3 separate regions of the Mus musculus genome follow, and all the other regions are linked to region 2. A link is a loop called in an ENCODE intact Hi-C map of the cell type or tissue named here. Cell type or tissue: left cerebral cortex. All regions are shown on one strand.

Region 1 (8,000 bases), 94 kb after region 2:
CCCATTTGAACCCAGATCCGTGCCTCCGGAAGACTCTTTGCACTTGTATTTCTACGAAGTCAGCAGGCCCTGTTCTCTCCCACAGCCAGGCTCTATTCCCCACGCACCGCCTGCCCCTGGAGATGGATGGACAGATGGATGGGTGAGTGAACGAGTGAGTGGTGGATGGATGTAGGGAGGGCAATGATGAAGGTAGATAGACAGAGGATAGAGAGATGGACAGATAGACGCATGGAGGGGTGGATGAGAGAAGGGGCCATCTGATAAGAACTCTCAGATGCTGGGGTTTAAAGTGAGGTTTTGCTTTCCTTGACTAAGGCATACACAAAAGCTACCTCCTCTGAAGTGAGAAAGAGCAAAAACAATCGCACCCAGGAAACAACTGCAAATTTACCCCATATTCACCAAGGCTCGGAGCAGGTCAAGCTCCCAGCCCTTATCAGAAAGGGTCCATATGGCCTTTTGGCTAAACTGTTCTGTCCCACATACTCAAAACACTTCCTTCCAGCCCCGTTTGAGCCATCCCCAGATTTTCCCTCTCCAGGAAGGCTCCCTTGGTTTCCCCAGTTCTTTCCCTCCCATGCTTGTCCCAGGCCCACTCACTGAGCACTCTATCCATCGACTGTGCGGTAGCTGACCACGCACTTGCCCTTGAGTATCATAGCAAGCAGCTCTGCACACTGGGATGCTACGGCCAAGGCAGCAGCTTGAGTCACTGCCTCCTGAGGTTCATGGTCCAGAGGGCCAGGCACCATGAAACAAGGAAACCAATATGGTTGTTACAAAGTCAAAAGAAGCTGGTAAGATACAAAGTATCCAAAGGCTTCTTGGAAAGTATAGTGTTTGAGCAGTTTTATGTTCCATAACTCTGGACGTTCAAAAGGTCCAGGGAGTCTGCGCCTTCAGGGAACTCAGAGTCCAGACCAGCCTTCCTCTGCAGGACCAAGTCTGGATATTCTCAGCATCCCCCATCACTGAAGTCATCCATCTTCCCAAACACAAATCTGGCTAGGTCCCTCAATAAACAAGTCAAGAACCTTCAATGCCTCCCTCTCCACTTCCCTCAACATCTTAACCTTCCACCCCAGCCTTTCTGCATCTGCCTGGTCTTCCTTCTAAGTCTTGGCTCCCACTAGTGTCCTCGGGGCACACTCCCTTAGGTCACACCCAAGGAAATGCCAGATCATCGGGCTCCCGGGCCTTTCCATATGCTGCTAGCTTGCCTGGCAACATTTTTCCTCTTCCTCACAGTCCCAAAGTCAACTGCCTCAACTCTGAAGAGACCAATCTGTGAAAAAAAAACCCACCAAAAACCACCAGGTGGCTAAGAAAGTTCATTGCCGGGAGAGTGGGGAGTGAAAAAATGAACCGGCAGCACAGAGCCATAAAAGAGGAAACAACCCTTTTCCAGCCCAAACTGCACCCCCAGGTGGCCCTCAACTTCCTCCTGGCAGTGCTAGGGGACACACTTCACACATTCGCTCTTGCCAACGATTTTCTCTGTCAGCCTGTCCCCTGTCTCCTTGCAGGCCCCAGGGTCCAGCACCAGCCAGCCAAAAAGGAAGCACCATCAATATTTGGAAAGCAAACGAAGGGCTGTGAAGGGGAGAGACCTCTGCCTTTACATTCCATCTAGTAGTGAGTCGGCCACCATCCTCTGTCAGATGTGTCCCTGGGCCCAGCTCCAGATGTTCAACACTTTGCTTTTCCTGGAGGGGGTCTTGTGGTTTGGGCGAGACATTATGCTCACCATTCTTGCCGGGGGTGGGGGGAACCACTCCCCGGCGTGCGCACGCACACACATACGTGCACATACACACGTGCACCTCATCTCCTCGCAAGCATTCCACAGGCTAGAGCTGGAAATCCTTAGGCTGTAATGCTCAGGGCAGCCCCGTGATGGGCTAGGAGACAGAGCAAGCCAGAAGAGAAAGAAAGGCAGGCAGTGGTGGTCTTACGGCTCTGGATGCTGGAGGCCAGGGCTGTCCTCCCTGGCCTCTGGCCTCCATACTGTCCCACAGACGGGGCTGCATCTTGGAGCATCCAATGTGCCCCAGATATGCTATAGGCAGTACCACCTACTCTTCCTTTCCAGGACAAAGGCATACCCAATTCTTACAGTTGGATTATTTCTCCATCCACTATTCAGTAGGATGTTTACGATCACACAGGTGAGACAGTCACTGTGATCACCTTAAGTGACAGAGGAGAAAAAAAAGAGGCTTGGAGGAAGGATTTAGGGATGGCTGGTATAAAGATGGAATCCACAGAGAATAGCCAGAGGCCCTACCTAGGGAAACTGAGGCTCCTACAGAGAAGGCAGCTACCCCAGCGTCCCGAGAGAATTACAAGCAGTCCCCTGGGGTCCACCTCATACCTTCTCTCAGTCCAATATGAGCTAATCATGATGAATTAAATTCTCCAGAGTTCTCCTACTCCTGCCCCCAAACGGGCAACCATCCCGTCTTGTGACATCAGCTGCCAACCAGCTCTGTGTCCAGGGCCAGGGCCCAGCCAGGCCACAGCCCCCCCAGATTCTAACCACCCACTTGCCAGAGCTGGACAGACGTGGCCCTTCCATCTACCCCACGGTAATTAAAAACACACTCGGGCCTTCTCAAACGCACAAGAGAGGCCAATTTTCTTCCCCTCCAGCCCCACTGACTGCAACCTAAATAGCAATATTTATGCCAAGCTCCCCATAATACTGTAAACATCCCAACGTATAGCGGGCCAGCACATGAGTCATTTCCCCAAAGCCGGAGTAATACGCGGTACACCAACCAGCTCCCAGGGAGCTCCCCGCCAGCAGCCGGGCTCCACGGCTGCCCTCCACACCCAGGGCCCGTGGCACCCTCAGTGCCCTGGCCACCCCACTCTGGGAAACCGCAGGCAGCCGCCAAATCCTGCAGGAGCCGGAGGACAGCTGCCTTGGTGCCAAACACTATGGCTGCCATCCAAGGACCCCCCCCCTTCTCCTCCCCACTGCGGTCACTAAAATGCTCATTACTGGGAAAGAAACTAAGTTATAGCACGGGGTCCCCCACCATGCCTGGAGTGGCTGTGCCTGGAGCCCTCAAGGCTTCTTCACACCTCACCCCAAAGTGACCCAAGAATAGGGCACTCTGTGTCTCACCCCTCAAGCCCTCGGTGGCACACTCCTAGAACGGGTCACCTTCTTTAGGGGTAAGAAAACCCAGCCAGTTGTTTGAAAGACCTCAGACTCAGGGCCTATTTTTATCACCCAATGGCTAGGGCTGAGACAGGATTTTTCTGAACCCGCGGTTTCCCTATTTGCTAAAAACCAGTAAAAATTCGACCCATCTGGCTTCCCGGAAGACTTCTGAAGGATTCAACACAGATTGTCGGCCGGCAAGCACTTTGCAAAGAAGGCTTCAAGTACCTTGTCAACCGTGCAGCACGCTGTAAACCACGGAGAGCAAAGTACTTCATAAACTGAAGCGACTGGCAAACTGTAGAGCACAGTACACGTGAGAACCATTATTAGGATTCACGCCTGGTCCTTCCAGCCCGGCCATTCCTGGTGGACACACCCAGACCCCCACTAACAACTTTTCCTCCAAAGCCAGCGAGCTGCGACCACCTGGCAGCCACTCCCGCCCCCGGGGGGTCGGGTGGTACCACAGCGCGAGGCCTCGGGGAGAGGCCCAGAGACCCAGGCCAAGGCCAACAACACATGGCAAAGCATCTGGTCCGGTCTCTGACGGCAGCTGGAGAGTTCTCGGGGCTCCAGACTCCACGCTGAGCTCTGTCGCCCACGGGGCGGTGGCCCGCGGAGGTACCCGGAGAACCCGGCGCGCAAGAGTGATGCCCATCGCCCCATCCCCCGCTCAGTCCTGCTGGGGAGGGGACCCCATTGTACGCCGCGAGCGACCGGGCGGGCACGGACGCGAGGGTGGGGGACACGCGCGCTTCGCTCCACTCCACGGGTGCCCCTGCTCTTCGGGTGGCCCAGGCTGCATCCAAGGGGGCGCGGCCAGGGATCCCCAATCCTTGGCGCGGCCGCGGTGCCTCCCTCGGAACGCTCCCTGCCAAACTTTGCAGCACCCACTGCGCGCCGGGCCCGCGCCCCTGAGCTCGGTGCCGAGGCATTGCCGGGCTCTGCGGGGATGCGGGGACCTCGGTGGCGGGCGCGCAGTGGTAAGACCCCCCAGCCCTGGGCGGCGCTCACCCGGCTGGCTACAAAGCCTCGGCAAGATGGTCCCTTCGCCTCCTCCTGGCACAGTCAATCAGCGCCCGCCGCTCGCCCGGGCGCCCGCGGGGCCCCGCGTCTTTCCCAGCGGTGGCCGCCGGCCACACCTCCCCGCGGCCACCTGCGCCCGGCACCGGCCCCCGGGCAAACTTTGCGACCGCGGGGCCGAGTGAGGGGGCGACCCGGGGCCGAGGCGGCCGCTCCCCGCCCCCATCCCCGCTCACCTTCCACGGCGGCTAGCAGCGGCAGCAGCAGCAGCGCGGCCCCCAGCCTGCGCACGGCCATTGCTGCGCTGCCCGGAGCCTCCGGCCGCGGCGCCGCGGGGACCCCCGGGCTGGAGCGCGCGCCCCGGGCTCGGGGGGCCGGCGGGGAGCGGCGGGGCGCGGCGCACACACACACGAGCCGCCGCCGCCGCGCAGCCAGCAGAATGAGCCATCCAGCCCGGGCAGAACGGGGACCCGGGCTCCGCCAGCGCTGGGCACGGCCCACCTGAGCCGCGGGCGTGGGGGGAGCCGGGGTTGGACTGCCAATCCTGTGCCTCTGCCCGGTGCACCCACGGGTTGCACCACGCCCGAGTCATGATCTTCTAAATCTTTTGAGTCCCTTCGGATGGGGCAGCAACCGTGTTGGAGCATCGTGACCCCACTCACCCGGGTGTCCGGGACCCCGGAATCCCCCCCGCGCAGCAGTGGTCTCTCCCGGCGCTGTGGCTCCTCCAGATAAAGCAGCGATTTCAGCCCAAATGTTTCTCAATTTTTATTGAATGCTGCAAAGCCGAGATCGTCTGGCGCGGCTGACAGGAGCAGAGAGAGGGGACCCGGGGCGGGGGGGCGGAGAACGAGGAAGGGGCTGCCCAAAGCCGGGGGACTGGCCCTACCTGTCAGGACTGGGAGTGCCACCCCCTTGCCTGAGCCCTGCCACCCGCGTCCCTGCGGCTTCGAAAGGGACTGAACTGCAATGAATGAGGGGGGGAAAGAGGGGGGAGCTGGGAACAAAACAGGCGGCTTTCCCAGGCTCTAGGGTTGGGCTGGGGCCTCTGCCTGGGAGAGTGGGCCTTGGCGCTCGCCCGCGGGCCCGGGGTTCTCTCTGGCAGGAGTGGCGGGCCCTGGCAGGCAGACCCCGGGCCTTCCCTCCTTGCCTTGTTGTCTTGCGCGAGCCCACCGGCCCCTCCCCGCGGACCTTCCCAGCCGCACATTGTATTTCTCCTCTGTTGATCTGGTTCCCGGTGCAGTTTGCGAGCAGGGGTGTGGAGGAGGCCCGGGGGTGGGGGGTGCCTAGCGACAGCCCCTACTCCACCCCTCGGTGGAATGGACCTGTCTGGGCTGCTCGGTTTTGTGCATAGCTGTCCCTTCGGGGAGGACACAACCCCTTGTTCCATTTCTGCGGGCCCAGCCTGCTCTGACAGCCTTCATCACCATCATCATTAGCGGGCTTGCTGAGACCGGTGGTGGGAGGACTGGAGGGATCCTGCGGGAACCACCCAGGCAGGGCCCCTAGCCTTTGGGACCCGCGCTCCTGAAAACACACTTAGCCAACAGCACTGGCCATGATCATTGCAGTGGGTGGAAGAATGCTTTAGAGAGACAAGCTGTTAAAAGTCCAGTGCAGACCTCTCCAGTCCCTTTGTCCCACAAACTAACAAAACGTCCCAGAGATGTCTTCCCTTCAAGGCCCATCAGACAGACTGTCCTGAGACACCAACTGAGGTTTGGAAATTTGGGGCACCCTTTGAAGCATTGAGAGTCCATCAGAAATGAACCTCAGCCTGGGAGGCCACCTGGAAATGGTGGGCCTCGAAGGTTGCAAAGGAGGCAGAACAGAAGTGAGCCGGGGAGAATAGAAGACAACAGGGAAGATCACCCTCTCTGCCAACACCTTCCACTCCGTGTTGCCTGCAGACTCCTGCCTGGGGTAGAAGTTAATTGGGTGCCCTGGCTTTTTTTTTTTTTTCTCTGTTTCTCCTCATCAGACAAACCAAGGGGCTTAGGATTTGGTGGACTCTGAGCCTTTTCTCCTCCATCCCTGGTGTATACAGGTGGCCCCTCCCCATTTCCAGAAACATTTATGGGCCATCTATTACATCCTGGGTGGATTCAGCTCTGCTTTCTTTCTATCCCCTGGGGACCCTTGTCACCATCCACCCACCCCTAGCAATTGCTTCCTTCTTGATTTAAAATCCTTTTTGATTCAAAATACAAATACTAGATTTTAGCATCCTTTGAGAACCCGGGTACCAGGGATGAGGCTCGGGGCTGTTCACGTTTCCAGATTTTCCTCTCCTCCATTGTCACAACTCTGGTGGCAGGTGCAGGCCATCTCAGGTGATGAGACTGAGGACCAGGTAAGTCATCTGCTCAAGGCCAAATAGCGCATCGGAGCTAGGATTCAAGCAGTGTCTGACACCCACACTCATCCCTTGGGCCTTGCATAGGTCCATAGAACACGTTTATTCAGTTAGCCAACTTCCCACAGTCACTGAAAACCTTATCATTAATTGATAGCAGTCTGGACTTTTACCTGGCCAAACGCAAAAAAAAAAAAAAAAAAAAATCACTGTAGCAATAAACAAAGCCCCGTATCTTCCCCATCCCGTTCTCCCTCCGTGTTGTATGATTCCCCATTTGAGATCCTATAGAAAGGCTGAGTCTTGTCAGCCATCCAAGGCCTTCCTCTCTGCTCTCTTGGCAACTGCCTTCGACTCCGCCTTTGTCCCAGCCAAACCCTATCCAGCTTTCTCTGCTCTGTGACCAGGATTCCACCTCATCAACCCCTTACTAAGTGCCTTCACTAACTTTGGCCTCTTCGGGACTGACACCCATTTGCTTAGGATTTTCCGGAAAGATGATCACGGGTTCCCTTGCTGGGGCCTGGGGATAGTTTGATTATCTTCAGTTTGCATATTGCCTCTCAAACCCCCAGCATATTAGATGTTTCCTAATGGGGAACCTGCCCCTCCAGGTGTAGCAGAGGCTGGAGAGTGAGCTTTGGATCCAGACCCGGTCCCTCACTGCACAGGAAGAGACGGCTGGAAGCTTCATTTGTCTAATGACAACAGCTCCCCGCATTTGCAATCACGCTTTAACAGTTTACAAAGCAGTGTTCACACCCATCCAGTCGGCTCATGATAATTCAACGAGCGGAGCCTCCCACCCCCAGCACCAGCCTCTAGAAGGGGAAAGCGGGATCCAGAGAGGGAAAGGTACTTGCCCAAGTACTCACAGCACTGTTAGCTGTGCATCGCTGCAGTCATAGAGAGAAATCTGATGACCTCACTTGTCTGTGTCTCTTTCTGTCTCACTTGATTGACAAACATGAGTTGGGCATTGCCTACGTGCCAGGCACTGGGGAGGCAGGAATGCAGCTGAGGACCTGTTAGACAAGACCCCGCAGGAGTCCCAAAGGGGGACAAAATAATCAACAATGATCCAGGCCAGGAAGACAATAAAGCTGGGTGACAGAGCGCTGAGTGACCCTGGGGGTGGGGAGGGTGGGGTCAGAGAAGCCTGTCTGAGGAGGGAGTATGACAGCTGAAAGCCAGGCCAAACAAATGTGGGGACGGGACCTGCTGGGTGTTTCCTACTTGTCGATACCTTGTCTCCCACTGTCTTACCTGCCCAGTCACTGGACTGATGGGAGCCCTTGGTCACGTGTGGATCAGAGCACACCTCCAACCACTGCCGAGCTGGAGGATCTGAGCAGATACTTGGCTATACCTCTGTCCCTGCCCTCTCTTCGCTGGGTGACCTCAGGAAAGACCTTCAGTTCTCTGAACCTAAGCAGGAGTGTT
Region 2 (8,000 bases):
AGGGCCAGGTTCAGTCAAGATGGGAATTGGCTTTTGTTACTCAGTCCAGGGGCAACCAGTCTCTGCCCAAAGAGGGAGACAAAAATCTGGGAGAGATGAATAACTCCAGAATCAGAAGAAAGTTCCAGAATGCAGCAGAGATGGGCGGGGCGGGGTGGGTGCAGTTTGAACAGCCCGTGATCTTAACCACTAAGCCATCTCTCCAACCTCTTGGGTTGTGATTCTTGGGGCAGGCTTCTTGTAGGAGATCAAGCCCCAGCTTACTGTTCCATTCTGGACATTTCTTTCCTAGAAGCCCCCCCCCCAAAAAAAAGCTGTAGTGCTTGCAGCTCAGTGACTTTTAGGTGGCTTCATGGGTGACATATTGGAAAAATTTCTGGGTTCTTATCTTCTGGCTGTGTGACTGTAACCCGGCTTCACCACCTCTCTGATCTGCCTTCTCTTTTCATATCTCTCTGGAACCTCCTTTCTTCCTCCCTCCCTCCCTCCCTCCCTTTTTTTCTTTCTTGAGACAGAGTGCCCTGTGTAGCCCAGAAGGGCCTTGGGCTCACGCTGTAGCTGAGAGTGATCTTGGATTTCTGACCTTCCAGCTCCACCTCCAGAGTGCTGGGATCACAGACACGCCTCACCACACCTGGTTTCATGTGGTTCTGGGTACCAAAGCAAACACTCTGCCAACTGAGCTGCCTTCCCGTGCTTTTTGGCTGACCTGAAACTTCCAGCAATCCTCCTCTCTCAGCTTTCCTAGTGCTGGATGAGAGGTGCATCAGCATATTCATCCTTCCTAGACGTTGGTACAGATTCTACTGGGTTCTTCTGGAAGTTTCCACCAGTGCTCTCTGGGAAAACCTGGTCAGGGTGATTGCCAGGGAGGTGGGTCCGAAGGCATACGTGTAGGATGGAGGTCCCATGTGTGGAACTGAAGGCCAACCCTAGTCTCAGATCTTGGGAGAGTTAAGTACCCCAATCACTCATCTTTTGGCCTAACTGGCCCTTGGGGCTGCTTATGGATCAGGGAGTCAAACCAATGTCCCATCTTAAAAAAAAAAAAAAAAAAAAAAACCCAACCCAAAAACCAATCAATTTGCTGCAATCCAAATAAAAGCCATTAGTTGTGGCTTCTCCACAGGAGACTCCTGGGGCTTCTTCCTCACCAGGCTCCCAGGAAATTGATTGGCAATTACTGACACTAATGGGGGCCAGGGGGGGGCCTGATGATCTCCCTGATCTCCGCAGCATTCTCTGGGGACTGGGATGACATGTCAAGATCTGTCAGGCTGAGTCTGTCCAGGGGCAGCCAAGACCCCAGCTCTGGCCAGAGACAGGGCAGCCAGCTGGGGTGGACCCCCCAGAGACCCTCACCCTTTTACTTATTCATGGCTCAGCTTGACTCCTGGTAGCCTTAATGGTGTTACTGGGGTCACGCAGATGGTGGATCTTAGGACTGGAGGATGGTTGGGGTCCATCGGAGCCTCTGGCCCTGCCCTTTGACCTGTATCTCTGATCACATAAAGGAGGCCTCAGTTCCCACAGGAAGTACAGGGCTGAGAGGGAAAAGCAGGTCAGTAGAGGCTAGGACAATAGTAGAGCAGGATATAGCTGGAAGAGCCAGGGGCTGGAGCCTGTGAGTACACACATGTGTGTGCGTGACTGTGTGTGCACATGTATGGGTACTTGTGTGCATGTGTGCACATGTGTGCACATGTGTATGTATGTGCATGTGTATGTGTGTGTGTGTGCATGCTCGTGCACACCTGCCCATGTGTGTTTGTTCATTCATTTGTTCCTTCCTTCCCTCTGTCTCCTACTCCTCCCCGTGCGTCTCTCTTTGTAACTCACCCTGGCTGACATGGAATTCATTATACAAACCAAGCTCACCTTGAATTTGTGCCTCTGCCTCCCAAGTGCTGGGATGACAGGTGTATACCACCACACCAGGCTTGGAGCTAGAATTTTAAAGCTAAATGAAAAGACTTTACAAGACAAGCAGGAAGAGGTACAAACCAGGAGCAGCCATCTTCTGTTACAGATGACACCCAACCCTCCGAGGCACAGGAGGAAGAGTCACCGCTTGATATCTCACAGTAGGCTCTGGGGATGAACCACAGCTACCATAGGGCTGGGAAGTGAGGTTCCTCTAAGAAAGTGCCTCTGACTAGCAAAAGCCTTCCCTTTGAGTGTGGGTATGGAACAGCCTCTATAGGAAGAGGAGCTTGGTCAGCAGCCTATAATGCTGAGTGACAGGTTGAGCATTGAGGATGGGAGGCGTGGCCAAAGGCGTGGGCACGGGGCCTACTAGGGCGTGGTCAAGGAAACCCCTGACAGGGGGCGTGGCCAAGAAACCCCTACGGGGGCGTGATCAAGGGCCCCTACGAGGGGGGATGGGGTGGGACGCGGGGATGGGGGGTTCAACACTGAGAACTGAGGAATGGGTATAGATGAAAGCTATAGAAGGCAAAGTGAAGAGAGGGCTTCCAGCCAGCGAAGCAGTGTGTATGCAGGCCAGCAGATAGGCGCATCCAGGCTGGACCTGTGCAGGAGGAAAAGGCTAAGAGAAGCCTGGGAAGTCGGTGAAGGGCTTCCCGACAGGGCGAGCTGGAGTCTGAGCTCTGTCCTAAGTGTGATTTGGGGATAGACAATTATGTATGGCCAAACTGCTGGGAAGATGTGATTGGTGAAGGAGGAAGGCAGAAGTGTTTGGGGAGGCTGTGCCCCAGTCCTGAAGGTGACAATGGTGTGTCTAGGGCAGAGTGGCACCTGCAGCGATCTCACACGAGACACTGAGGAAAGAAACTGAGACCACGGTGGAGGGCGGGAGGAAGAGGTTTACAGGCTGTGGGCCGGCCAGATGGGTCGGGCATCCCTGATGACCCTCAATAGAATGGACCACAGGGTCCAGGGGAGGGCAAAAGGCAAGTTGAAGTCAAGTAGCTGATGGTTTCAGAGAGGTTAATGCCTCACTCAAAATCACACAGCACAGAGTATCATTGGAGTGCTGAGCCCCAAACCCACACATATCTTCCCGGAGCTCTTCTCTAGGGAGAAGTTGTTACAAGTCACTAAGTTCTACCTCCCAACTGCCCACCGCCCCCAGACTTCCTGTCCCACTTACTAGTTACAAAGCCGGCAGAGCCCAGCCTGGCATTCCTTGGCTGCAGGCACGCAGTCCTCTGGGTAAGGCTACTGCAAACAGGGATACTGGCCACACCAGGGGAGAGCAGTGGTCTTCTCAAGCTCATACTGCGGCTCGCTCTGAGCCTGCTGGGTGGTGTCTTCTCCTGGCCTACCTCAGGGAGCTCTTGTCCAGGGCCACCCAATCCCCGACAACCCCAGGTAGATCAAAGGCCTATAGCGCCAAAGATCCTCACTCTTTGAGAAGGCCCCCAGGTCTGAGGGAGTGTGAACAGGATGAAGTTTGTGAAAAGGCAAAGCCTCAGAGTGGTTTCTACAATCAGGAGAGTAAATTTATCTAACAACCAGTGCGGGCTGCAAGACTGGCAGACGGGAGTTTGGATTCTGACTGGGATAGTTTCTGTGTGACCCTGGTTGAGTCACTTAACCTCTCTGTGCCACCTTTCAGCTGTCAGATGGGGGAGCTATCAGCACCAGCTTTGGTGGGTGCTAGATGTTGAAGAACAAAGGGAACTGCTCCAGAGCCAACGGTGCAGTGCCACAGGTGGTGACATCAAAGCCGGTCTAGTCTGGCCTGACCTGACCCTGTGGAGGGAGAACTACCTGGTTGTGTTTATTCTTGGCTCTTCTCTCCACTGAGACCGACTGCGGTGCGGAGCAAGGCTTCCGGTCCACCGAGGTATCGATCTTCCTGTCTGCCAGGATTGTGGGGTGTATTTTGCACCTCCGCGCAAGGGCTGCTGTGGATCCCCAGCTGGGAGCCAGCCTTCTGCTGACAGCTCTGCAAATGGGCTGGGGAGTCTCAGAGGCCTGCAGCCTTGTCCAGGGTTTGCAGGAGGCCAATACTTATCTTGGGCTGGGGATTTGGCTTGGTTCCTAGCCCCAAAGTGACATTGGCCTCTTTTGGACACTGTGTTCATTCCTAGGAGGTAGACCCGGAGTGTGATTCAGCATTCCTATCACGAGAGGGGACACTGAGGCTTGGAGTGGGTAGGTTGCTGCTGGCCACGCCCTCAGTGCCAGGTCCCAGGCTTGGCATGGTTGAGGTCTGACTTGGGGCCATAATGAAGTTGCCCTAATGATCTGCCTGATGTTTACAGTTCTAGCCTAGGTGTGGTGGCGCACGCCTTTAATCTCAGCCCTTGGGAGACAGAGGCAGGAGGATCTCTGAGTTTGAAGCCAGCCTGATCAACAGTGAGTTCCTGGTGATGAGGGGCTAGATGGTGCGACCCTGTTTCAAAATAAACACACTTAAGAGTCCTCACCCAAGAGTGACAGAGCTGGAGAGCCTGCCCCTGTGCTCAGGGACCTGAGACAGAGGTTGGAGAAGCTGCAGTAGGGATGTGGGTGGGCAGGGAGAGGTAGGGGTGGGACAGTACTCCAGGCAAAGGGAACAGCCCTAGCGAAGGCCTAGAGGAAGCAAGGGACCAGGCAAGCCAAGGGGGATACTAGAACAGAAAGTTTATCAGCCCTGGGTTAGGGGTTCTCTAACTAATCTATCAAATGTCAGAAATGAGATGGGGGAGGGACAGTGGACCCTGCAGGGAACGTGAGCAATCTCCACTTTTTACAGATGGCCCAGAGAGGCTAAGCAAGTGTCCTTGGTCCTCACAGCATGTGAGGGGGTAAAGCTGGATTCTCAGTCCCCGTTCCCTGCTGCTGACACCCACGCGCCTTCTGCTCCTCAGAGTGGCGGATGCTGTCTCCCAGACTGGGACCACGGGGAGAAAGCTGGATCCTCCCAGCTCCATCCATTCCACCCGCAGTGCCGCTCGGAGCTCCTGGCCCTGCTTCATTCGCGGTTTCTCTGGAAACCCTGAACAACAGCCCAGCAAGCAGAACGGATTCTGGAGTCTTAGACAGTCTTTGGAGCTACGCATGGTTTCCAGGACTAAGAAACTGCGTCCAAGATGCCCAACTGCTTTCAGAATCTCTGAACAGCCCCCAAGGCGTGGGCTGAACTTGAGCATTGAAGAAGGGGAAAGGATCAGGCCAGCCTCCCTTGAGGTTCCCCACATATGCTGGTGCATCCAGCTGGGGCCAAGCAGCCAGCCACACCTCAGGGTTACCTGAGGTGAGCCGTATGAAAACCTACTATGGGCTGAGACTCTTGAGTCAGGGTCTCAGAGGACACTGTGTGGTCTTGTTTGTGACATTAACCTTGGTAAAATCACTTCTGTTCTCTGGGCCAAAGTCTCTCTGTTTATATAGTGGGGTTTCTCTGGGTGGTTTTAGGGTGTTTGAAGCCAGGAGTCAGGGCTCGAACTCTGCCTTAGTATGCCTGGACTCCAAAGGGGGGTGGTCAGGGAAAGGTGCCGTTTGACCACAAAGAGGTCACACAAGGGGCCCACAGTAGGCCCTTGCCACAGAGTTCCACGCCTGTGGACACAGGCTGACTTGTGACACAGACTGGCCTTTCCACTCTTTGTGAGACAGGGTTTAGCCTTCCTTCCTCCAAGAGTGCCTCTGGGGTACCCCACACAGCTGACAGCCTTCACACGTAGCCACAGAGGGCAGCGTCTGCAGCCACCCAGAGCTGTCTCCATAGTGACAGCCCCGGAGCCAAGCCTGGTGTTTGGAAAACACTCATAAAGGAACAACAAACGTGTCCCACATGACCCATGTGTGTCTGTGAAGCGAAACACCCCTAGCTGCTCTGTGCCTGGTCAGTGTTAGCTTTGCCTTGATGGCCTGGCAAGGACCCAGCTGGACTTGGAGTCCCTGCTTCCTGCCAGCACCTCTGGGCCCTTCCTCAGCCCTCCCACCTGCCTCTCCTGAGTCACTCTGGGGAAGTGTGCTATATACCAGCTGTATTGGGTATCTTAGCTGTGTGACCTTGAGTATATACACCTGCATCTCTGAACCTCAGCGCTCTCTCTCTCTTTCCTTCCCTCCCTTCCTTTCTCCCTCCCTCCCTCCCTCTCTCCCTCTCTTCCTCCCCTGCCCCTGTGAAGTGGGCATATAGAAACTACCAGGATGCATTGCAAGGAGGATGATGGTAGGTATAGGGTCTCTCCATTCACCACTCCCCCCCACCCCATTTCCCAGCATGCTTTGCATGGGAACACAGACCAAAATTATCCCTCTGGCTTCCACGGCACCTCAGGCATTAGCTGCTATTACGATGCTCTGAGGCAGCAGAACTCTGCCAGCCTATGCACTGTCTCTCCTGTCATTCCGAGACACAGACACCAGGGCCACTTTCCTCTCTGGGCCAGGCTGAGGTGACACTTTTCAGCACCTTACTGAACAACAGAGTCATCTCGAATGGAATGGTGTGGTTCCAGGACCCCCTTGGGGCTCCAAAATTGGATACTCAAGTCCCCTATGTAAAGTGGTGAGTGTTTGCACACAACCGGCACATCTTCCTGCATCCTTTAACCCTTTGATGGCTCGCTGTACCTTAGCAGAGCAAGCATGCTAGGTAAATAACTATCCCCTAAATGCGTTCTGTGTACAGCTAGCTGCGCCCACAGATGTGGAGCGCACCTCAGCGGCACTGATTATACACGGAATGAAATGAGTGCAGAGGCATCAGGCCTCTGTAGTACTGATCCAGGGAGGGGGCTTGAGGGCAGATGGATGTCAAGGTGCAGACCAGGGGATGGCAGACAACAGAGATGTTCCTTGGCTTGTAAGGGGTAACGCTCCATCGTAAGCTGGGAACACCAGAGGTTGAATGTGTATAACATCTAACTTAGCAAGCACCCTGGCTCAGCCACAGGCCTTGCTATTGATGACGCTCGTGGTCCAGAGGCCGCTACAGGGCTATCACCACTGCCTTGGTACCACACCGCATACCACCAGACTTAAACCATGGCCCCCAGTTAGCACGCGCTGTATTTACACCCTTGTGAGGCTGAACCAGCCTACACACCAGGACCCTGTCCGCACTGCTAACCGGGAAGAAATCCTGCTGGGGCCCAGGCAAAAGCTCCAGCCTTGCTCCCCAAAGCCTCCACTGTCAGCTGAGACACCTGAGCCACATAAAGGAGCCACCCAGGGTGGTGGCCACATGCCTGGTGGGTGGGACAGCACAGTCTGGAAACTCATGGGGAGGCTGTGGGTGTACCTATGCCATCCGGGGTTTCATAATACCATCACCATCCTACCCCCAGTGGCCCTTCCTGGTACCTTCCGATCTTCTGCCTCCACTCACACCCTGTGCAGACATTACTTCCTGTGTGGCACAGGTCCCTGGCGCTTCTCTGGCTTGGGATGCGACTTCTGTTCCCACTGTGTTCTGTCACCTCCAGTTCATTCTCCCTTCCATTCTTCTCCTCACCCCAAGTGCCTCCTTCACCTTATGTTTGTCTTCTAATGGCCCCAAACACCCCATTCCAGTGGGCAGCAACCGTGAAGACAAAAAAAAAAAATTCCAGGGTTTGAGTTCCAGTTCCACAAATTAGGAGCCTTGAGGTCTCTGGTAAGTTATGGAACCTCCCTGAGCCTGGGTTCTCTTTCCTGGGAAACAGAAGCAGAGCCTGTGTCTAAGGTTTATAAGGATCAGACAAGAAGGTGGGTGTGGCTTGTCTGTAAACAGAGCGGAACTTGCCTGGGATTGGAGAGAATTGTGATGGGGGCTGGCGAGCTGTAGTCAAGAGCACACACTTCCAAAAGACCCAATTTCAGTTCTCAGCACCCATGGCAGACACATCTGTAACATCTGCCCCAGGGGGAACCAACTCCTCTGGCCTCTTTAAGAACCTGCATTTATGTATACATATCCACACACAGATACACAGACATACTTACAGATATATAAAGTAAAAGAAAGGAAGGAAGGAAGGAAGGAAGGAAGGAAGGAAGGAAGGAAGGAAGGAAGGAAGCTAGCTAGATGAGGTATAATGGGGGGCTAGGAAGATGGC
Region 3 (8,000 bases), 52 kb after region 2:
GCCAGCTGTGGGGAAAAGACCACCCTGCTCCCAGCACGCCCATCCACCATCGTGGCTACTGTCTGCCGAGCATCTACTACCTGTAATTCACTAGGCCACGTCGGCCACATACAGAATTCATCTCTTTAAACCCCTCAAAGCCTATGTCATGGTCCCTAACTTGCACATAAACTAACTAGTAGACTGAGATCCACCCCACCAAATTGGGAGTAAGTTGGTTAGAAAGACTGACTTTAATTTCTGAGTCATGTGTCCTCTCACTGTCCCAAGAACCCTTTTCTGTGGTGTGGCAGTCTCAGGTGATGGTCAGTCAGAGCAGATGGTAGGGACACAGAAGGGTGGGCTTCAGGCCTGGGCACCGCAGCATGGAGCGTGGGAAGCAGGCATGGTCCCATCAGGGAGACTGGTGCTGCCAGGCAGAGGGAGGTAGGAGAGACAAGGCTACCTCATAGCCAATTGGGTAGGAGAGACAATGCTACCTTGTAGCCAGTTGGGTAGGAGAGACAAGGCTACCTTGTAGCCAGTTGGGTGTTCCATCTGCCACAGCTGTGGATGCTTTTGTGGTCTCTATGGAACGGGCAGCAAGATGGGAGCTTCTAGAACAAGTGAGGCTATGGGCCTGCCACGTAAAGAGAGCTCTTCTGGCTTCTGGTGAAGTGCAACCGAGGAGACATCAGGACTGTGCCGGAGACGCATCTGTATGGATGTAGAGGGTGTTTCCAAGGGGAGGTAGGCAATCTCGAGATGGTCTCTGAATCTGTGCCTTACACTGGGAAACAGAAAGCTGCCTATGACAGGAAAACATGCTTCCGTGCCAGCCCAGAAGGCCAAGACCAGTGTGACACTTAGACCTTTCTTGGTGGCACCTTGGTAGCACCCTGGCCCAATCCCCAGGGTGCCACCCTCCAGACTCTGTGCCCACTTGGCTGCTCTGCTCAGCTATTTGTGGTACTGCCTTGCCTAGAAAGATAGAGACCCTACAAAAGAGCCACACAAGAGGTCTCAAATTTCTTCTACACAGCAGACACCCTCTGGCCTCCACTTGCCTGTCCACACTGCTTTCCCTGCCCAGCACATCCCCCACATTTCCCTGGAAAAGTCTGAATTAGCCTTAAAGACTCAGCCCTACTATGTCTTCCTCAGGAAGCCTTCCCTGACCGGGCAAAATGCCCCTCCTCCACGTGCTGGCTTTCCCTCCAACATCTGAGGTCACTTCCTGGACCTGTTTGGAGTGAGCCCAGGTTCCTACATGTGACCAGACCTGGCCCTCTGCCCCCATCTCTCAGCCCTACAACGAGGCTCCTCCTCACTAGGAATTCTGTAGTGGCAGCAGCAGGCAGAGGGCGCTGGGGGTTGCAAGGGGTATCAGACCCACCGGCTCTGGGAGTTGGGTTAGGAGTTTCTGCTCTAATCGGGAAACTGTATGTAGAACCTCAAGCCCCTACCCTACCCCACCCCACCCCCATGCTATCCTGTGCCCTATTCTGCTAAGGCAGATGCTTCTCTTACAAGGTAAGGTATGTGGTGGATGGTCCCCTCAGGCTGATGGGAGATCCTGACCCCTTTGCTTCCCACAGAGCCTCAATGATCTTATCAAGAAAATGGGGAGTAGCAAATACCCACTTAGGGGAACCGAGAAGAAACTCTCAACTTAAGGCCTGCACTGCGGCTACCCTACAATGACCATCACCCTGCCTCCTGGAGACCAACAGAGATGAGGACAGTAATGAGGGAGACCTCTGGGGTGGGCAGTGGAGCCAGGCTAGAGCCATGGAGTACTCCCTGCTGCCCCTCTGAACATCCGTGATACTACACACTAAGGAGGCTACTTTCCAGAGTCCCGGCAGACAAATGTGACAAGGGAGGCCTAGACAGGGATGGTGACTTGTTTGAGTTCTCCAGGGAGCTGGGGGGTGCTGGGATTCTGGGCATCACCCGGGGCTTTCTTCTTCCTATCTCCTTCCACAGCTTAAAGTCCCCTGGGCCAGGCCTGGCAGGGAGCGTTAGCTTGGCCTTATTTAAAGTTGCAATTATCTGTCCCATCTCCCGCTGGCTTCGCTCAGCTCTCCGGGGAGGCGGGAAGACCCTGACGGAGGATTCAGAATGGGGAGTTCCTAGAGAATCTCCCTGAGGCTGGTGAGGGAGGCTGAAGGCCTCATCTCCACACATCTAGAGGACTTTTTCTTCTGCGTTCTGGGCCTCTCTCCCTGGTGCTCCTGTCCTAGAAGCTGGCCAGGCCTGCAGGGCTTTCACAGGGTTGGAGGGATGCTTTCTCGGTCCTGCAGAAGTGAGTGGGTCACAGCAGGCTAAGAGATTAGGGGTTGTTGTGGCGCAGTGCAGGAAGCATCCAGTGTCCCCCTGGATGGAGGCAGGTGAGACCGCATAGCCAGGTGCTGGGTGGCGGGTCTGAAAGTCAAGGCGACGAAGACAGAGGTGAGGAGGTTGAAGAGCGCGGGATGAATCAGAGAAGGCATCAACCGAGGAAAGCGATGGCGACTGGGGTAGAGTTTAGGATTCAACACGCTAGTGGCTTATGAAGGGTTAGAGTGTGACAGCTCTGAGCTGTAGACTGGAGCTCAGAAGAGGGCTGGGGTGTGGGGTGGGGATGCGTCAGTCTGTAAAGCGCTTGATAAAGGGTCATAAATACCAATACTGGCCAACGTGAGAATGGTTCAGATCCCTACCTGACTTGGCTCTAAGCAGCCACTCAATAAAGAAAATAATACTACTGCTGCCACTGCAGACACGAGACCATCCTGTCCAGCCTAGACAGAAGCCAAAGGGCTTTCTTGTCAGTGGGACACAGAATAATGACATTCCCCACCGCACCCCCCAATGCCAAGACACCCACATCCACCTGACCCTCGGAGTGTGAACATTGCCTTAAATGGAAAAAAAGGAATTTTCAAGGATTAAGGATCATGAGACAGGAAGATTGCCTTGAATACCCTAAGTGGGCCAGTAGGGACAGTCAGGGATAAGGAGGGTAGCTGGGGTGGAGGGGGTGCTATAACAGCACAGCCCAAGAGCACTGTGGTCTCTAGAAGCTAGCAGCACAAGCAGACACTCCCTGGGGTTTTAGCCGGTATGTGGCCCAACACCCACATCAGTGAACCCTATTTCCCTGACCTCCTGAGCTACGTGATGCTAATTTTGTGCCACTGGGAGCCACTAGAATGATTTGTCACAAAGACGACAGGATGAATGTACCATTCATAATAGAGTTAGTGCTGAGTTGTCACACACACACACACACACACACACACACACACACACACACACACACACACACACACACACACCGCCCCATGTCTGAGAACAAGCAAGGACGTGGTGGACCAGGGTGCCTCTGGCCACTTTCTCTGGATAGTGGGATACCATGACAGGTGGCTCTTCCACCATGGGCCCAGTGTCAGCCACATATCAGGTCCCTGGCAGGGACCTCATCTTCCAGAGGTCTTAAAGACAAGCACTATTACCCATCCATTCTACAGACGAGGAAACTGAGACTCAGAAAAGTGAAGGCAGGGCTTTCTGGGCTGACTTCTTGCTTGCCAAGGCTCAGATAGCATCTCGGGGGCTCATTCCCAGGCTGTTGGGCTTCTGGTTGCTGGGGCTCCTGGGGGCTTCTGGGGGCTTCTGGGGGGCTGCTGTGTAGCTCTGAGGCCACTTCCTGCCCACTACTCAGAAGCCTTGAGGCAGGAGCCACATCCTTTAATCCATCCCATAGAGCTTTGTGCAGCAACTAGGCAAGGAAGAGAGTGCTGCAGAGAACTGGCCCATAAGGACAAGTGACATTTTGGGAACTGGGGAGGAAGGCCACAAAGCCCTGGGTTCAATCCCCAGCATTGCATAAAGCAGGTACAGTGATACAAACCTACCATCCTAGCTCTTGGGAGGAGAAAGCAGAAGGATTAGAAGTTCAAGATCATTCTATACCAAAGAGTGGACTTGAGGTCAGCCTGGGATATGTGAGACTGTCTCAGAACCCCTCCTCTCCAAAGGAGAAAAGGGCTGGCACTCCAGGGCTCATGGGAAAGCTCTCCTGGATGCTGCCTGCTTCCTCACCCAGCAGCTGTGTGGCCAGTGCACAGGGATTCCGAGAGTCTGTCGCCTTATTTCCTATATCACTGTCACCCTCATGAGGTCTTCAAGTCATGGAGGGACATGCTTGCTGGGTCACAATCCTACAGAGAGGCCCCAATATCATGATGATCTAGAATGCTGGGGTTGCAAGAAGGAAAGAGCTTTCCTAGGACCCCCCAAACCAGGAAGAAGCCCCACAGGCACAAAAAGACCCCTGGCTTGCTTGGCTTTCAGGGATCAAGGCATGGCAAGCTGGATATCCTATCCAGGGTTGGCGTTACGGAATCCATGTGGCCTCTTCCAGAAACAGAGGCCCCAGGTATGCCTGGGGACCTGTGTCCAGGGCTTGCCCTGAGATACGGCCTCTGACTCTACTCTCTCCTTTCTCAGCAGGGCCCCAAGGGCTAGGCACTCCACCAGCCAAGAGTAGGAAAGCTAGGGCTAGGGTCTCAAGTGGTCCCTGGATGGTGATCTCAGGGCCACCGACCGGCACCACAGCCCTTCCCACACACTCCTGAGAGACGGCCTCAGATGACTCCCGGCAGTGTTGGTTCCAGGCTCAGGGAGGAGGAGGCAGGCTGGATGTCTCTGCCACAGCAGGCCGCAGCACTTGCGTGGAATCCCAATTGAGCTATTTTTAATGTGCTTCAATTTTCATTTTCTTTTATTGGAAAACACAGATGGTGACTTGCTGCCTCTCATACTGAGTGGTGCTGGCAGGGAGGGAGGCGTGCGGCACACATGCGGGCACCCCTCCCAGTGCTGGGGAGCCGGAGCCAGCACCAAGCTCTGCTGCTGCCTCTGGCCTCAGTTTACCCATTTGTGAACGTCTAAGCTGATCTGGGAGATAGTGCTCACTGCACACTGGCAGAAGCAGGCATCCAAAGTCAGGGCTTGGTTGCCAAGGAAGGAGAAGCTGGGTGTGTAGCACTATTGGCTTTGGGAGTCAGGGGGCACCTAACTCAATCCTGAAATCAGGGTGGAGGGTGTCTCTCCATTTCACAGATGAATAAATGGAGGTTCAGAGACCAAGCATTGTCCCGGGTTGTATAAGCCTGAGTCCAGCTCCTATATGCACTTTTCTGGGGCCTTTCCTATCTTGAGTTCCCAAGATGTATTCCCATGAGAAAAAAGCATTCGTAGGCTGGAGGTTAACTCAGTAAAGTCCTGGCTGCGAAAGCATGGGGACCTGAATTTGATTTTCAGAACCCACAGGAAACTACCCGGCTTTGCTTCCTCCATTTGTCCCAACGGTAGCAAATATGGGTGATGGGTCTCGGCTGGCTGCGGCTCACTGTTCATGAGGACACTTTCAACAGCCTTGACCCTAGCAACTCCAAGTCCCCACAAGACCAAAGTCACTAGAATCACAGACACCAACTGGCCATCAGTAGCTAGGTTCTGAATTTTGAACAAAGAAATGGTGCCACAGCTGGCCGGGAGGAGCCTACAGACCTGCCCCGGGTACACCATTGAGTCTGAAGACAGATGTTATCTCTAGGTTTCACTTGGCTGAGCTGTGTGGCTCTTAGGGAGTGCATTCAACTTCTCTGAGCTCGAGCTTCCCTATCTGGACAAATGAGTCATACAGTCTGTAGAAAGACTGAGTTGAAAGGTCAGGGAAGAGGCATCGCCACCTTCCTAAGGCTGTCATTTTGACTGTCCCAGTGCCACTTTCCTGGGGATACAGGGAGCTGTCCAAGGCAGAAGTGAGAAAACAGGTTGCCAGGAGCAGAGCGGCAGGAAGTGATTTCAGAAGCTTCGGATGTACTCAGCCAACACAACATCTGGGTCCACTTTCCCAGCCATATGAACTCTCCTACGTGGCGAGTGTCCTGCCCTCTTTAGTCAGGATGACAGGAAGCGGATTCCTAGAAGCTTGGGTTCTCAAAACACAAGGTGCTCCTCCCCAGTGGCATGGCTGTAGGGCCCAGGTAGGGCAAGAATAACTTGTGTGGGCAGCCCAGGGCTCTACCTGGACCTCCTGTCCTTTACTCACCAGACTTTAGTGCCATGCCTGGATCTGACCACATCCGACTACCCTGGTGGCTTAGCAAAGGCAACCGGGTTCCCTCTGTGCACATACCTCTCACCCCATACCCTGAGGTACAACTCATTCCAAGTGCCTCAATCCCACTTAGACTATGGTGGTTGGGAGGGTAAGGCCAATGGAGAGGTGGGAATGTGACCAGATGAGCCAAGCACTGCCATGTCTTGGTCTTCTGTAGGCGGTTGAACTGGGCTGTCAGTCCCATCTGCTCGGTGGTTGGCATCTACAAGTTAGAGAGTCTGATGCAATGCAGAGCCCAGGTTTCTGGGCAGAGTGTAGTCTAGGTGGGGTTTGGAGATGGTCCTTGGCCTCTTCGCCCAAAATTTGGCTTGGAGACCATACAGACAGTGGGGCTATGAAGAGAATGTGATTGCCATCGGGGAAGGCTAGCTGTTAATTATCTCTCCTAAACACAACACCTTCTTCTTGAATGAAGGGGGACATGGAACACACGGGGGGGGGGGCGTGTAGTATAACAAAAGCAGAATTGAATCCTTAGTCCTATGGAGTCAGCGGGGGCAGAGCCATGGTGTGGACCTAGCTGCTGGTTGTGCCCCTGGTACCACACTTCACAGTTTACAAAGCATGTCCCTCATTGCCCCATGCTTTCTTACAGCTGTCCTACAACAGGGACACTAGTCGATCAGACCTTCACTGAGTGGTTACCATTACACTGAGCAGATCAGGGTGAATGCTAAAGGAGGTGACATCAGGGCACTCCAGCAATGTGGATGATCCAGTGTGGAGCAGGAAGAGCCTAGGACGGACAGACCACCGTTAAGTACAGTAAAGAACACACTGTGTATTAGTGAGAGACACAGAGAAGGACCACATAAGCCTCTGTCTCCATTTGTATAGATGAACTGTGGTTGTGTGAAGCCAAAGGTTTGCTCAAGGTCTATGGACATTAGCCATGGTCTGTGGGTCTAGTGCTCTCCAGAAAGCTTTGTGGCAGGTCAGAAGGCTGGCCAGGACATAGCATGAAGATATGTTCCAAGAAAAAAGGGCAAATGCAATGGTCCTGAGGCATTAAGTACCCATGATCCCATCCAGTCATTTTCTGATGTGCTCTTCAGTTAGCTAACTCATCCATCTGTCCAACTATTCATCCATCCATCCATCCATCCATCCATCCATCCATCCATCCATTACTCATTCATCCACCCATCTATCAATTTATCTGTCATCCACTCACCCACCCATCTATCTGTCCATCTATCATCCTTCCATTGCTCCATCTACAGATCCATCCATCCATCACCTACCCAAATCAGCTGGCTCCCTCCGTGGGCACTACACTGTGTTCTACAAGATGAGGGTGCAGACTGGTTTGACTAACTAGCTACTACATTATAACAGATTCACGTAACCTCAGAAATGGGTCCAGCTTGCTTCCTCCCATCCACATGTTCCACAGGAAGGAATTAAGGCTCAGAGGGACTTCTTGGCTCAGGTCAGTAAAGACCACAAGTGAGAGGTGACACTGGCACTATGGTCAATGTTTCTCAGGCCCCAGCTGGCAGCCAGAATCCTACAGTAGGCGCAGGGTCAGAGCCTGGGCTGCTCTGAGGCATCCTTGTGCCCTGCCTGAAAGGTGTCCTAGAACCCAACTGAGAGTCAGTGCTATGAGAATGATGGCCAGTTTGGGCTCAGCACTCACACAGAGTAGACCTAGATCCTAGAATGGCCCAGAGCCCTGTTGACAGCTATCGTATCCCTGCTTATCCACTGCCAAGTACGGAGTCACACACATGCATGCGCGCGCACACACACACACACACACAGCTTTTGTGTGAGTATAGCTTAGTAGTGGGGCACTTGCCTAGCATGCTTGAGGACCTGAGTTCTATCACTAGTTCTGTGT

Evidence for each region. Hi-C counts contacts between places; a loop is a spot of excess contacts. Peaks named below come from ENCODE experiments on the same cell type or tissue, not always from the same donor. Only the 100,000 strongest peaks of a DNase experiment are listed, where the experiment ranks them.
Region 1: a loop joins it to region 2, with 2.4 times the contacts of the local background. A loop is called at or near these places in 4 of 42 quality-filtered maps.
Region 3: it touches region 2 in a loop (2.1-fold over the local background); 5 of 42 quality-filtered maps call a loop at or near these places.

What each region holds. Positions count from the first base shown.
Region 1 is chr4:136,831,333-136,839,332 of GRCm38, forward strand. Ephb2 (Eph receptor B2) reads right to left here and starts at 4,680. Exons shown (of 16, transcript NM_010142.4): 1 at 4,438-4,680. The coding sequence starts at 4,498. It overlaps Gm31536 (a long non-coding RNA gene), which reads left to right and starts at 4,603. Exons shown (of 5, transcript XR_881502.3): 1 at 4,603-6,554. In left cerebral cortex, no CTCF peak of the experiment used is centred here; DNase peaks (open chromatin) are centred at 4,060, 4,730, 4,892, 5,509 and 1 more place; H3K4me3 peaks cover 3,167 bases; H3K27ac peaks cover 1,473 bases.
Region 2 is chr4:136,737,135-136,745,134 of GRCm38, forward strand. The region is part of intron 3 of Ephb2 (Eph receptor B2); the gene reads right to left. Among named protein-coding and RNA genes, the nearest start is that of Gm52708, 58 kb to the right of the region's middle. In left cerebral cortex, no CTCF peak of the experiment used is centred here; DNase peaks (open chromatin) are centred at 3,100, 4,884, 5,755, 6,321 and 1 more place; H3K27ac peaks cover 3,819 bases.
Region 3 is chr4:136,788,791-136,796,790 of GRCm38, forward strand. The region is part of intron 1 of Ephb2 (Eph receptor B2); the gene reads right to left. Among named protein-coding and RNA genes, the nearest start is that of Gm52708, 6.8 kb to the right of the region's middle. In left cerebral cortex, no CTCF peak of the experiment used is centred here; a DNase peak (open chromatin) is centred at 4,727; H3K27ac peaks cover 287 bases.